Regions from separate parts of the Homo sapiens genome. Here regions 2, 3, 4 and 5 are each linked to region 1. The links are chromatin contacts, found by Hi-C or POLR2A ChIA-PET in ENCODE. All regions are on one chromosome and are shown on one strand. The core of a region is the stretch at or near the end of the contact, and the rest is flanking DNA. Distances in the headings are between cores, read along the strand shown.

Region 1 (2,836 bases), core at 108-2,607:
ATCTTCCTGCAATAAAGAGGTTTAGATTGAGGCAGACTTTCTCCAGAAGAAGCATCTGTAGTCATATTTAAGACATTCAAATAAATTGCTCAAGAACAGCCTTGTTTATTCAGCGCCTATCATGTAACTTGAGCAGAAATGGGCAGGAAATATGTGCCTTCTGAGTGTGAGCTATAGACCCACGGACATATTAATTTATTCAGCATACCATTTTTGAGCACCTAACAATGTGATAGACACTCTCCTGCTTCTGGGGATACAGCAGGAGGTAAACACAGAAAACCCGCCTGCCCTCATAGAGCTTATTTTCTAGTTGAGGAGATGAACATAAATCAAACGATCCACAGATGAATGTAAAATTATATTTATAACTCAAAGGCAAGGTTCACCGTGCTATGAAGCTTATCACAGGGCTTAGAACTTGGCCTCTGAAGGGTAACAGTTCAGCTGAGATCTGATGGCTGAGCATGTGTATTAAGAGGGAAGAGGAGGAGGGAAGAGATTTCCAGGCTGAGGGAACAGCATATGCAAAGGCAAAGAGGAAGCATGGAATATTGGAAGACCTCAGAGAAGCCCATTGTGTCTGGAACTGGACTCAGAGTGACAGGGACAGTGGTCAAGATATAGACTGGAGAGGTGGGCAGGGGAGTTCTGGCTACAAGGGTCATTATGTGGGCAGATACAATGGCTGACAAAATCAGGACATAAGGTTTCACTCAGTCCAAGGTTTTGTTTTGATTTTAATGCTCCTGGAAGAATCTTATCATTGCATGTTTCTAACTGGAAAAACCCCTTAAATATGTAATAATTAACTCAAATTCTCAGCTGGGTAAGAAGCACATTAAGTCACCCTGTGTAGGTCAATGAAAGGTGCCCAGGTGGGTCTTAGGTGTCCATACCCGGCACTGCAAAGACTGGCTCCAAGATGGGATGCAAAGACCAGAATGGGAATCACTGACAGCAGCTCTTGCCTCACTGTTGTGCTTTTCCAAGGATTTCACATGCATGAGCACATTGGACTGCTGCAAGACATCTGTGAAATGGGAAGAATGTAGTAGTTGTGGGGAGATGGCCAATGACTTGCCCCAGCACCCACAGTGACAAAGGGAAACCTTGAACTCATATTCACTGTTTCTAGATAACAATGGTTTTCCCCACAGACCACAACTGAGTCACCTACATTCTTTATTTCTCTCTCTCTCTCTCTGACCTCCTTAAAATAATAGAACTTAGAATGATCAAACTCAAAGGGGACTTTAAACACCTCTCAACTTATTTAATTCCCTCCTTTGCAAATTGTAACAAGTTTAAATATTTTGAGAAGCAATAGTATTTCCCCCAAATAAAGACTAAAACTGACTTCTCTCTTTCCACTAAAGAAAGAGAGAAGTCACTATTCTGGTCCTTTCTAGTGACTCATTTTTGGCTCTTGGAACATGTGCTGTCATGGAAAGACTCTTCCTATAATTCACTGTGACCTTAGAAGGCAGATCACTTTACCTCAGTTACCCTCTGTTTTCTCACTGTAAAATAAAAATGTAAAATAACTACAACCAATGATGACAAATTCATCTTACATCATAACCCAGCACACACACACACACACACACACACACACACACACACACACACACACAAAGTGAGAGAGTATTGAAACAAAAGTTCCAGGAATCTGTACTTATTCTTACTAGTACAATGTACACTATTTTCATTCTAGTCTGTTCTATTCCATTTCATTCTATTCTTCCAAATAGCTCTTAGATATCCAGTAAATGGATTTTACTACCCACTAAAATGTGAAGTCCTCAGGTTGACAAGTGCTAGTCTGGATACTCTCTGAGGCACCCTCCAGTCCTGGTTCTCTGACATCCACTGGGGCTGCCCAGAGTCTCCTGGAGGCCTCTTTCCAGCAAGGCAGGTCCCCTTCTGCAGCCGCAAGAGTGACTTGGAGACACTCTTTATCAGTCCTTGGGCCTCTAGTCCTTGGACCAACTAGTGCTGTTGGTCTTAGGGCAATTTGCCCCTGCAAGTGTAAACAAAACACTGAACCCAGCCTTCTGATCACAGTTAGCCAAAATTAGGTGGAGAAAGATCCACATTCAGAGTCCAACTGCAGAGTTTGAGAGCTTGGCCATTCTCTGCAAGAATCCCACCCAAGACGCCCAGACATCATATACACCCAGACCACACACATAGGCACATAGACCACACGTGGTAATCCACGCCTACTCACCACACATGCCACATACAAACACATACACAGCTCCCTCAACATTCACACATACCACACAGTTATCCACACGTAAATACCCACACTCACCCATACCATGTGTACATACATACACACAGATACTTTACACACACACACACATATACATGTACACACACACACTCACCATACACTACACACATACCACAACACACACGCATACACAACTCCTGAGAATCCCCACAACTCCTTTGGTGTAAAGCAAGAAATCATATAATTTGAAGATGAATGAGTCAGAGGGAAATAATTTTTTTTTTTTTTTTTTTTTTTGGAGACAGAGTCTCACTCTGTCACCCAGGCTGGAGTGTAGTGGTGTGATCTCGGCTCACTGCAACCTCCACCTCCCAGGTTCAAGTGATTCTCCTGCCTCAGCCTCCCGAGCAGCTGGGATTACAGGTACCCCTCCAGCATGCCCAGCTAGTTTTTGTATTTTTAGTAGAGACGGGGTTTCACCATGTTGGCCAGGCTGGTCTCAAACTCCTGACCTCAGGTGATCCACTCACCTCAGCCTCCCGAAGTGCTGAGATTACAGGCGTGAGCCACCGCGCCCAGCCAGAGGGAAATAAT
Region 2 (2,836 bases), core at 227-2,726, 240 kb after region 1:
CCTAAGTAGCTGGGACTACAGGTGTGGGCCACCTTGCCCAGCTAATTTTTTGTATATTCAGTAGAGACAGGGTTTTGCTATGTTGGCCAGGCTGGTCTCGAACTCCTGGCTTCAAGTGATCCTCCCACCTCAGCCTCCCGAGTAGCTGTGATTACAGGCGTGAGCTGCCGTGCAGCTGAGGCTGATCTTGGAGCTGGGGAATCGGCATCTGAAAGCTGCTAAGGCCTCACAAAGGCTCTTGGAGGGTTTGCCTCTAGAAGATGGGTACATTAATAATATGAGAATCCACCGCTCAGTGGAAAAGTCCTCTAGATACAGGCTTTCCAATTATTCTGTATTGCCTGTCTCCTGGGTTCTCTTTCTCTGTGCATTCCAGAACAGCCACGCCTTGGATGCTATGCTTCTGGCGTGCAGAGTCACCCTGCCACCTTGTGGCCATGTTTGGGAACTGTACTTCCTCAGATGTCGGCTTCCTTCCTATGTCTTTCTCAGTATCCAGCAAAGCTGAAATTGGTCACCCTGGATTGCTTCTGCCTTTAGCTTTTTGAACTAATAGGATTTGAAGAGATACTTCATAGCATACACCAAAAGAAGACTTTCTAATAGCTTTAAACAGAAATATATATGCAAGAAATTTCGTTGCCCCTGTAATGACATCTTGACATATTAGATAATGTGTGTTCAAAGCAAGAATAGGTCAATGTTATGTCTCAAAGCTGTTTCAGGGCTGCTCTGAGAGATACTGTACTTTTCCTGGGGATTGGAGTGAGCATTATGTAGTAGACATTAATTTTAGAGCACAGTTCTCTTTTAGGTCACATTCCTTTATTTTTCTATATTGAATTAACTACCTGACTGGTGGGAAAATTAAATCTCAATCATTACTGATACCCTTTCCCACTCCATAGGATAATATAAGAATCCCAGGCTGGTACAGTGCCATAAATTTGGGATGGGGCCCAGTCCACTCCCCACAGTTGGCTCCGTCATGACCACTGCACATTCCGACATGCTGCTGCTGAAGACATGATCCCCAGCAACTAGGCTGTCAGAGGACCCTCCCAGCTGTTCACCCACTGACGACCACCCTGAGAGAGAATGCACCATGTCCATCTACTGTTGGCTTTCTGGAAGAGCTCCCCCAGCTCCCACCTACCCAGGCACAGGTGGGAACGAGGTCTGTGTTTCTGACAGAACACAATCTCTTAAATTCATTCCTTTCCTGTTCTGGAGAATATTCCTGTCCTTTCCCTTTTGGCATAGGCTTTCTTTCACAAAGCCCTGTCTGGATGGGAACTTTTGTAAGTACCTTGAAACTTCAATTTATTACCCTGAAATTCACAAAATTATTAAAAATGGAGTGTGACTCTTGCTAAGGACTCAAAAACTCCAAACATAAAGTTGTCTATGTTATTGGAAGGGAGAAGGGAAAAATACTGATAGTAGCAATAGCAGCAGGAAGAAAGTACAAATTAATATCTCGATGAATCATCATGCCCCATTGTGTTTGATGTAGGCAACAGGCCTAAGGCTTCTGCAGCTAAATCTTCTCTTTACTTGGGCCATCCCTAGCAAGTGAAAGGGTGTTTATTGAGGGTGTTTCCCCACCGGCCCCCCACCCCCCCGCCATGGTCTAAGCACTGTGCTGGGTTCTTGCAAAATGAAGATGACCTCGCAGCCACAATTACAGAATGGTAATCAAGTACTAAGTGCTAGGAGAGGAATACAGCTGGAGTTCTGTGGGAGTGCTAAAGGAAGTTGCTGTAGTCTAAATGTGCCCTCCAAAATTCATGTGTTGGAAACGTAATCCCCAAGGTAACATTATTGAGATGTGTGGCCAAAGGGAGGTGTTTAGGTGATAGGGCTCTGCTCTCATGAATGGATTAATGCCACTATAAAAACAACTCTTGGGAGTGGATTCATGCTCTGCTGTTCTTCTGCCATGTGAGGACACATCAAGAAGGCCCTCACCAGATGCTGGTACCTTGATCTTGGAGACTTTTCAGCCTCCAGAACTGTGAGAAATAAATTTCCATTCTTCGTAAACTACCCAGTCTGTAGTATTTTGTTATAGCAGCACAAAATGGACTAACACAGAAGTGATGATAATTGCAGGAGGAGTTATATATAAGTCAGGAGGTAACCTATATGAGATGATATTTTAGCTGTGCCGTGAGAAAGCATCTGCTTGGTGGGAAAAGAGTGAGGTGCAGTACATTCAGGCAGTGAGAACTGCACCAGTACAAGTGTGGGAATGCTCTGTGGCTGAGAGTGATGCACGTTTTGGAATTATCTGAGGAAATGAGTAAATGTGAACTGGGTTGGAGCCCAATCACATTTGACCTCATTTGAAAAGCCAACAAAATCGTAATTTATTTTTTAGGCCAGCAAATCACAGTCCATTTTCTGTTGCATTATATTCCCATGCGCTTACTTAGGGAAATGTGCCAGTTCCTCAGGGCTAACTGTATTTCTATGTCTTTTTCTTGTGATGAAGAATGTCATTAATCTGGGAACATTGTGGAGGGGAAAGGGGGAGGGAGGAGGGAAAGAGGAGGGGAGGGGAGCAGAAGAGGAAGAAGGGAAAGGGAGAGGAGAAGGAGAGATGAGTTAGTGATTATTGGATTAGGTCAAGCAAGAGGTATTCAGGGGCTGAACTCAGACAATTCATGGGGAATGTGTGGATATAAGACATTTTGGAGACAGAATCCAGGGCTTGTATGTCATAGATTACATGTAGGGAATAAGGGAGAAAATAAAAGATTATAGAATTTTTCAAGTTTAGACAACTGGTGGGATGAAAATCACATTGAGACAGAAGATAAGAGAAGAAGCA
Region 3 (2,836 bases), core at 107-2,606, 200 kb before region 1:
AGCTACTTGGGAGGCTGAGGCAGGAGAATCGCTTGAGGCTGGGAGTTCAAGGCTGCAGTGAGCTATGATTGTGCCACTGCACTCCAGCCTGGGAGACAGTGAGACCCTGTCTCAAAAAAAAAAAAAAAGAGAAAAAATGCTAAATAATGATGCCATAGACTTTTCAGATTGGAAGAGTGAGGCTCAGTGTGGTAAAGGACCTTGCCCAGGGTCCAGAACCAGCTGTGACAGAATCAGACTAGAGTTCTTGGCCTGGTCTAGTAGGGGGGCTCTTTCCACTGTACCATGTGACTATTTGCAGCTTATTTTAAATTTAATATTTGACCAAAAATGGTCATTCGTATCTCTAGTGAAACTTCTCTATATGCCAGTCTTCCTCTTCAGATGAAAGGTCAAAGGCAGAAATGGAGCCACAGCCAAAGAAAGAGAAAAATAAAATAAAAATGGAGCCATGGGCAGAATCTGAAAAGATTTATTTAAGGACAATTGTAAATTCATGTATTTGAGTCCACAAGAGCCTCACAATGCAAGGCTTAGAGGTGTTCATGGATAGTGAAGTTAGCATCCGGTAGGAAGAGGGGAGTCCGCCCACCTAAGCTAGTGGTGATCAGAACAGAGCCAGAGGTGCTGTTCATCCTGGGCGCCATGCTGTATGGGGTCTTTCGGAAACTGGACTATATGCAGAGGACGACACCATATGAAAAGACTTCAAGCTGCATTGCTTGCAGAATGCATGTCTTGATATTTCAGCTGATAGGTAACTTCAAGGTATGTTGATACTCCCGTGACTAATTAAGAGTAGCAGTCCGACACAGTGTCTCACGCCTGTAATCCCAGCACTTTGGGAGGCTGAGGCGGGAGGATCATTTGAAGTCAGGAGTTCGAGACCAGCCTGGCCAACATGGTGAAACCCCATCTCTACTAAAAAATACAAAAACAGATCAGATGTGGTGGCACACGCCTGTAATCCCAGCTACTCAGGAGACTGAGGCAGAATTGCTTGAACCTAGGAGATGGAGGTTGCAGTGAGCTGAGATCATGCCACTGCACTCCAGCCTGGGCAACAAAGTGAAACTACCTCTCTCTCTCAAAAAAAAAAGAGTAGTGAATGCAAGGCTCCTAAACTTCCTTCCCTAGTGCTTCCTTAAGATTGACCAGACTTTGGTGGAAATATGTAGCAGAGACTCTTTATACTTTTTACTCCATAAAACTAAAGATTTGCAGTTGACCAAGCCACATGTGTTCATTACCTTGTATGTTGCCGTTATTTCTCTATTTCATATTCTTGCCATGTGGTTTAGTAAAATGCTGCTCTTATAAGCCATATGCATAAGATATGGAGGTCTCAAAAACAATTACCAAGTATGTGGATGTGCCTGTCTATATTATGACAAGCCAAAAATGGGAGAGAATAAAATTCAAGAGGAAGGAAACTGATAAAATGTGGTTTCTTTTCAGTCTTTACAGTTTTTTGAGCTTTCACTTGTTTCCCTGCCACTCTACTATTTAATGAAAGACTTAGATTTATTTGATTTGTGGCTGTGATTTACACATTAGGCCTCTCTGTGATGAATTGTTTAAGGCCCACAAAAATATTTTAAAACTAACATATAATATACATTTTTTTTTCTCTTTGTAGGTGGATCTCGAGCCAGAGGGGAAAGTATTTGTGGTAATAACCCTTACCGGGAGTTTCACTGAAGGTAAGAATGAGTTTTGGGTAGTTTCCAGAATACATGTAATCTTGGTTTACACTCAGTAGGAATTTCTATCATGGACATTATAAAAAAGAGCATGTTGTAAGAGATGCTTAAAAAATCACTTTCATAAGTTGGGCTGGCTAGTATTTTGTTGCCCAGTGGTCTATTGGTTCAGGTTGCCAAATTAAATATATTTGCTAAATCTGGCAATCTCACGTTTCATTTAACACACTCAATGAGTTTTTGTTTTTAGCCAGTGTCATCGTAGCTGAATGGTTTTTGCGTCTTTTTGGTTCATGACTGTGGAACTCTACGTCTTTGGTTTTGTGCCATCTTTTAGTTTGCCTGTGAATGTCTATGAAAGAAATTTAGGGATCCAGTTATCTTCTTTATAATCTCTATCTCATTTGTGACCTGTAAGGGATTCTGTTCTTCATCTGTGGCTACCGTACTCCCTACTCCCCCATCCAATATTTTTTTTACTTGAGGTAAAATTTATATGGGGGTGAAATGATAGATCAGAAGTGAACAATTTGAATTTTGACAAATGCATACAACTGCATAACCAGCACCCCAATCCAAGATACAGGACATTTCCATTATTGTGAACATTTCCCTGTACCCTTTTTCAATCCCCTGCTCCCAGAGGCAATAAGTAAAGTGCTTTATTTCACCACAGGTTAGTTTTACCTACCCTAGAAGTTCATATACATGGAATTATACAGTATATTCTCTTTTATGTCTGGTTTCTTTCACTCAGCATAGTTTTTAGAAGATTCATATCATTGTGTATATCAGTATTTTTTTCATTTTATTTCTGAGTAGTAGTATCCCATTATATAAATGTAGCATCCATTTGTTTACCCATTCTCCTCTTGGTGGACTTTTGGGGTTTTTCCTATTGTTGTCTATTATGAATAATGCTTTTATTAACCTTCTTACACATAAATTTTTCTGGACATAACACTTTCATTTATCTTGGATAATTATATAGGAGTGGAATTGCTGGGTAATAAAGTAGGTGTGTGTGTAACTTCAGAAGAAACTTCCAGATGGTTTCCAAAGTGGTTTTATTATACTCCCACCAGCAATGCATGAGAGTTCCAATTACTTCATATCCTCATTAACACTTTCTA
Region 4 (2,836 bases), core at 110-2,609, 160 kb before region 1:
CTGTAATCCCAGCAGTTTGGGAGGCCGAGGCAGGAGGATCACTTGAGCCCGTGAGTTTGAGACCAGCCTAGCAACACAGCAAGACCCTGTCTCTTAAAAAAAAAAATCCTTTCTATTCCTAGAACTCTAGGGTAGTGTGAAGTAAGGGTTTTCACAGTTACACTAGGTAAGTTACTACCTGTCGGGTACTTCTCTAATTATGCTGTGCTTATTAACTTATCAAGTCCTCAAATGGCCCTATGAGGAACATATCCTTTATGTTCTATAGATGAGGAAACTGAAGCATTGGATGTTAAACAACTTGCCCAGGGCCACCGAGCTTATAAGGGAAGAAGCCGTCTGCACACCCCAGGCTCCAGATTCCACAGCCTCAACCACCAAACTCTCTTGTCTGTCGTCATATAGAAGGCTGTTCTGTTTTCTCAGTGTAGCCCCCTTAAAGATAAGCCACAGTAAACCACAGTGCTTTTGATATTAGGCAAATTAAACTTGAGTTCAATCGTATGTTACACTGAATCAAAGTTATATTCGCTGTGCATTTTACGCCAGTAATTCTGGAAACTAAAAAGTGCCATGCCAGAAATTTTCTCTGATTTAATTTGCTTACAATCATTTTAAAAATGAGGAGCTGTGATCCACGCTTTTGCCCCAGGTTGGAATATTTTAGAAGTACTTTCAAATATATATTTCTGCTGCTGGGATATAAAACCATAAATTCGAGCAGATAGAACAAAAGACCAAAGAGGATGATGTATTTACTGTTTTTGAGTTAAAGTTACAACAGTTTACAGAATCACAGCAACCGAGAATAGGAGTTCTCAGAGACATACTCCTCATCCACAGAAGCCTCACATGACCAACACAAGTTTCAGTCCAGTGCAACTTTTTGCAAATGAAAACTTACCCTGGGGTTGTTTGGTGACTCCTAGTCACATGTGCTTTCTAAAGTTCTCAAAACAAGCATGGGGTGACAGTCCAGTTTTATGAAATATAATTTTAGTTCAGAAGAGATGGGATTTTAGAATAGTTAATCTTCATTATATTTGACATAATTACTCTGCACCCTGTGGATGGGGTGGCTTTTCAAAACCCACTTCTGGTGAGGCAGACCAGGGCTCCAGGCCAGCACCCCTCTGGAGATTGGAATGTGAATTTCCGTGCTGGGACACAGAGCCAGCTTCCTATTTATTTAGAGCCATTGGGCACCTAAGGAGCCAAACAGAAGTTGTGATGCAAGTTTTGGCTGCAGAGCATGTTAGGGTTGCCTGACGTGTCTAACTAAAACATGATCTGAGAGATTTCTCAAAGCCCTGGTTGATTTAAGCACCATAGTATTCAATAGGGTTTTTTTTTAGTCCTTTTAACTCAGTCCTAAGTAAACAGGAGGCGGTGCAAACAATGAGGAAGTTCCCTCTGCATTCCGATGGTGAAGTGGGGTTGGAGTCTGTAGGCAAGTGAAGAGCGTGTGGGAGAGCTGTTTCCTTTTGCTCATGGCAGCAGTCTAGAACATGGTGACAGTGAAAGTCATTGGAAGCCATGGGGGCCCATTTTCTTTATGTGACCAAATGTCTTGCAAAGTCCCAGGTGTGTGTGTAGGTGCATGAGTGTGTATGTTTGTTTTCTAAACGAAGCACACGTGCAAAATAATGTAAAAGGGCAGAGTGAAGTTTGTCCATGTCCCTGTATGAAAGTGCATGGGAAGTGCCTGGGGCAGAAGTGAAAGAGACACGGCCCCAGGTCGTGAGAGAAGACATTGAGGTGCACTCCCGGCCTGCTGTGGGAACAGTGGGTTAGCATGTCACCGGTGCACTCCCAGGCTGCTGTGGCAACAGTGGGTTAGCATGTCACCCGGCTTTAGGATTTGGGGGAGTTTGCTCAGGCTCTGAGGCAGGTAGGTTAAGGCTAATTTAACTCTTAATGGTTGGAAGGAAAGAGGGAAGGGCCGTTTAGGAAGGTGAAAAGGCAGGAGTGAAGGTGGCAAGAAATGATTGGCATGCAGTTTTTTCCTAAATCCTCCTCTGGTTATAAGGAATCAACTGGAAAATTGCAGTGGCAATAGCTGTTAAGAAAAAAAATAGGATTCAGTTGATGAAATATTAAACATGCAAGTGGGCTGGTCTTTTAACCAATCTTTGTAGTATTAAGGGATTAAAAAGTTAATTCTTGGTAATTAGATCCCCAGGGAGAACTTAATTTGCATCTATACATGATAAGTGTTTACTATTAATAATTCAAGACAAGTTTTGCTTTGGCCGGTATTGAGCTGGGTCTCAGGCTGGTGATAACAGAGGCTGGATAGAGAGTGATACCATTAGCCTAATTTTGTCATCTGCAAGCAAAGGAATGTTAAAATCTGTTCACTTCGTGGTTTCTAAATGACTTCTAGAAGTATCATGAGTGGAAGAGGGCAGTGTAGTGTAGTAACTTTTGTTCTTCCGCAGTCCTTAGAACCTGTCAGGATTATTGGTTATGACACTGTTCCCACAGGGTGGACAACAGGGGCATTTTTATCTTCTTGAGACATATGGGAAACTTAAGAAGGAAAGTAACTAGGCTGTTTGCCAAAGATTACACCTACCTCCAAACAAAAACTGAGGCAGGTATAATTTTAACTGTGCTGGAATCTCTGAAGATGTTGGTGTCTTGGCCAAATTCATTTGGACTCTTTCTGCATTTCACTCTTTGAGATCTATTGTGTAGACTCTAATTTCTTTGACAGGTATTGTCACATTGGTCTCCACAAAAATTATTATTGAAAGCCAGGCATGGTGGCTCACGCCTGTAATCCCAGCACTTTGGGAGGCTGAGGCGGGTGGATCACAAGGTCAAGAGATCA
Region 5 (2,836 bases), core at 227-2,726, 130 kb before region 1:
ACTTACAGGCACATGCCACCACACCTGGCTAATTTTTGTTATTTTTTTGTAGAGATGGGGTTTTGCCATGTTTCCCAGGCTGGTCTCAAACTCCTGGGCTAAAGCAATCCACCCACCTCAGTCACTCAAAGTTCTGGGATTACAGGCGTGAGCCACTGTACCTGGCCACTTTATTTTTTTAAGACATAATATTAATAGTATATATTGGAAATTGTTTTGTATTTCTATATACCAAGCTGCCTCATTTTTAATGGCTGCATAGTACTCCATTTTAGAACATGACATAATTAATTTAACTTTTCCTCCTCTGTTGCTATGTATTGTGTTCCTAGTCTTTTATTTCAGTCATTGTTGCAGTGAGTCCCCTTGTACTTTTGTCTTTGTGTGCTTATGCTGGTGTTTCTGTATGACACATTATTAGTAGTAGTATTGCTTGGTCAAAGGGTATATGCATTTCACATTTTGATTGAGTTCAATTGCCCCCTCCCCCATTGTGGTTAAAGATAGTGAACGTTTTATTGTCCATGTACCACACATTGTTCTAAGTGCTTTATGTCTGTTATTTAATCCTTATAGTAACCCTCTGAAATAAGTTCTGTTATTATCACCCCATTTCACAGAGGAGAAAAGTTAGGTACAAAGAAGCTTAGTTCCTAAGTGGCAGAGAGCGTTTGAAGCCAGGTGGTCTGACGGCAGAGTCCAGGCAGGCTCTTCCTATTTGCTGGGCTGCGTCTCTAAATTCACACTCCCAAAGCTTGAGTGAGAAGGTGCATTTCCCCGCCTTCCCATCATGGCATGCTCTCTGTCATTTGGATCATCTCAGAGTTAGAAAAATGGTATATTTGAAGTTCCAACTTGCATTCCTCTAACTGTGAGTGAAGCTGGGCGTTTTCATACATTTCAGGGTCACTAGTATTCAAATCTGTGTTGGGAGGGCCACATGCAGCCTGGAGAATGGGTGGAGCAGAGAAGTCTGGGAGCTTGGTGACAGGACGCACTGAAGGAGATACATGGCTTGGACTCCCACGCCACCCCAGCGTTATCAAGAGAAAAAAAAATGGGGAGGCAGCTAATGGCTTCGTGGGCCTCGGCTCCCCTGCGCGCCTCTCCCTTCCCCTCTGCTCCTCATTGGTCCTCAGTGGCTCTTGATGGCCCTGGAGCCCATGCTGCTCCTGCCCCCATCCTCTGCTTTCCCTCTGCTGGATTGGTCCTTGGTTCCCCTGGAGCTCCAGTTCTCCCTGCCCCACACTGCTCCCTGGAGTAGCCTTGAAACGACTTCCTTGGCTGGGCACTTTGCCAACGTAAAGCCCCTCCCCTGCCCTCACCCCCTTGTTGGGCTCTTTTCTTGGAATAGAGGAGTGGAGTTACAGCTTGAGGCTTGAGAGGGATAGCTGGTAGCTGATACTGGTTGCCCGCCGGGGTTTCAAGCGCCAGCCTCCTGAACACCACCATGAACACCATGAGTCAAGCCGCAGAGCCAGGTGACCTCTCAGATCTTCTTCCTAGGGCCTGAGCCAAACATCACATGGTTTCCTATGACATGAGGTTAGATCATCTTCACCAGGTGGTAACCTTTGAGTCAAGCAGTCAACTGATATTTAGTGAGCTTACCTGGTCTTGCAGCAGCAATGGTTCCAAGTTACTACTGCTGAAGCAAAGAAAGAAGTATCTCATACCTAACAGGGGAATTTGATCTGTAAAAGGAAATTCTGGTGATTATAAGCAAAGATCTCATCAACAGATCATGTTATGGTAGAGTAAAATGAGGAAGTAACCTGGAACAGATTGGGAACCCAATCAATATAGCATATGCAATCAAAATGTTCCAGGAAAATGTATAAATTCTACAGTATACCAAAATTTTAGCGGCCACATGAGATTCCCAGTGTTTAGTGGGTGAAGCCTTTACTAGCATTGAAGTCTATTTTTCCTAGTGGAAGTTTTATGTTTGACCACAAGGTGGCAGTCATTACCGCAAAGTTACTTTTATTTCTCCACCAGAGAAACCAAAGGCATGGAACTGCCATTGCGGTTTAAGATGTGTGTGTTGTAGTAGATGTCTCCAAAGCAAAGGATAAAGGGAATGTACCCCTGCTTTAGGCTAAATGATAAAGAAGTAGTGGGAACCCACTTCAAAGAAGCAAGTGAGGCTGGGCGCAGGCAGCACTTTGGGAGGCCGAGGTGGGGCAATCACTTGAGCCTAAGTGTTTGAGACCAGCCTGGCCAACGTGGTGAAACCCCGTCTACTAAAAATACAAAAAGTAGCTTGGTGTGGTGGTGCATGCCTGCAATTCCACCTACTCCAGAGGCTGAGACAGGAGGATCGCTGGAACCCGGGAGGCAGAGGTTGCAGTGAGCCAAGATCGTGCCATTGCACTCCAACCTGGGTGACAGAGCACGACTTTTTCTCAAAAAAGAAAAGAAAAAAAAGCAGCAAAGGAGATTTTCTAATGCTGAGATAGAGGTATACAATTTTAGTTTTGCTGTCGTTGTTGCCTTCTTTGAGGTTTGCAAGGTATCGGACTCCACAGTACACATAGCATTTGCTCGCTGTGCATTCGTCTGTTGGAAGTCCTTATTTACTGTTGTAAAACTATCCCCATTTACTGTTGGAAAACTAACTATAAAGAACAGAAAGTGTTACTTGCTATGAGAAGTTACAGCAGAAAGATGCTTACTTTTTAGCTGCCCAGTGTTGCAGGCCCTGGCTTCTCAAGTAAGATGCTAATCAGTGTGTAATGCTGAACTGTGACAGTCTCCCCTGGAGAATTTAGGAGTGAGAGGGGGTGTTGGAGCCACTCTACCTGCAAAGCATTTCATTGTGAGGGCCTTTGTA

The links. Hi-C counts contacts between places; a loop is a spot of excess contacts on that map. ChIA-PET counts read pairs that join two places held with the same protein, here RNA polymerase II (POLR2A). Pooled maps may share reads with other maps.
Region 2: a pooled map shows a loop between it and region 1 (2.6-fold over the local background). The contact joins two enhancer-like sites. A Hi-C loop is called at or near these places in 1 of 168 maps with a recorded cell type or tissue (heart left ventricle) and 3 of 50 pooled maps. POLR2A ChIA-PET finds 5 or more read pairs at or near these places in 3 of 52 experiments (CD4-positive, alpha-beta T cell, IMR-90 and WTC11).
Region 3: a loop to region 1 is called in a pooled map, with 2.7 times the contacts of the local background. The contact joins two enhancer-like sites. A Hi-C loop is called at or near these places in 5 of 50 pooled maps. POLR2A ChIA-PET finds 5 or more read pairs at or near these places in 2 of 52 experiments (T-cell and activated CD4-positive, alpha-beta T cell).
Region 4: a loop to region 1 is called in a pooled map, with 2.1 times the contacts of the local background. The contact joins two enhancer-like sites. A Hi-C loop is called at or near these places in 1 of 50 pooled maps. POLR2A ChIA-PET finds 5 or more read pairs at or near these places in 2 of 52 experiments (activated CD4-positive, alpha-beta T cell and activated T-cell).
Region 5: a loop to region 1 is called in a pooled map, with 3 times the contacts of the local background. The contact joins two enhancer-like sites. A Hi-C loop is called at or near these places in 7 of 168 maps with a recorded cell type or tissue (CD14-positive monocyte, HepG2, endothelial cell of umbilical vein and 3 more), 12 of 37 single-sample maps with no recorded cell type and 17 of 50 pooled maps. POLR2A ChIA-PET finds 5 or more read pairs at or near these places in 10 of 52 experiments (AG04450, GM12878, SK-N-SH and 6 more).

Annotation. Positions count from the first base shown.
Region 1 is chr14:61,593,419-61,596,254 of GRCh38, forward strand. The region is part of intron 1 of LINC03033 (long intergenic non-protein coding RNA 3033); the gene reads left to right. Among named protein-coding and RNA genes, the nearest start is that of LINC01303, 24 kb to the left of the region's middle. RefSeq lists an enhancer at 894-1,023. Within about 2 kb of position 1,358, at least 2 of the 41 ENCODE cell types and tissues checked have a DNase peak (open chromatin) inside an H3K27ac peak, as active enhancers do.
Region 2 is chr14:61,837,360-61,840,195 of GRCh38, forward strand. The region is part of intron 1 of SYT16 (synaptotagmin 16); the gene reads left to right. Among named protein-coding and RNA genes, the nearest start is that of SYT16, 26 kb to the left of the region's middle. Within about 2 kb of position 1,477, at least 2 of the 41 ENCODE cell types and tissues checked have a DNase peak (open chromatin) inside an H3K27ac peak, as active enhancers do.
Region 3 is chr14:61,389,586-61,392,421 of GRCh38, forward strand. PRKCH (protein kinase C eta) reads left to right here. Exons shown (of 14, transcript NM_006255.5): 2 at 1,640-1,703. Among named protein-coding and RNA genes, the nearest start is that of PRKCH-AS1, 68 kb to the left of the region's middle. Within about 2 kb of position 1,357, at least 4 of the 41 ENCODE cell types and tissues checked have a DNase peak (open chromatin) inside an H3K27ac peak, as active enhancers do.
Region 4 is chr14:61,437,837-61,440,672 of GRCh38, forward strand. All of the region lies in intron 2 of PRKCH (protein kinase C eta), which reads left to right. Among named protein-coding and RNA genes, the nearest start is that of PRKCH-AS2, 110 kb to the right of the region's middle. RefSeq lists an enhancer at 1,437-1,806. Within about 2 kb of position 1,360, at least 21 of the 41 ENCODE cell types and tissues checked have a DNase peak (open chromatin) inside an H3K27ac peak, as active enhancers do.
Region 5 is chr14:61,459,980-61,462,815 of GRCh38, forward strand. All of the region lies in intron 9 of PRKCH (protein kinase C eta), which reads left to right. Among named protein-coding and RNA genes, the nearest start is that of PRKCH-AS2, 84 kb to the right of the region's middle. RefSeq lists a silencer at 1,372-1,666. Within about 2 kb of position 1,477, at least 10 of the 41 ENCODE cell types and tissues checked have a DNase peak (open chromatin) inside an H3K27ac peak, as active enhancers do.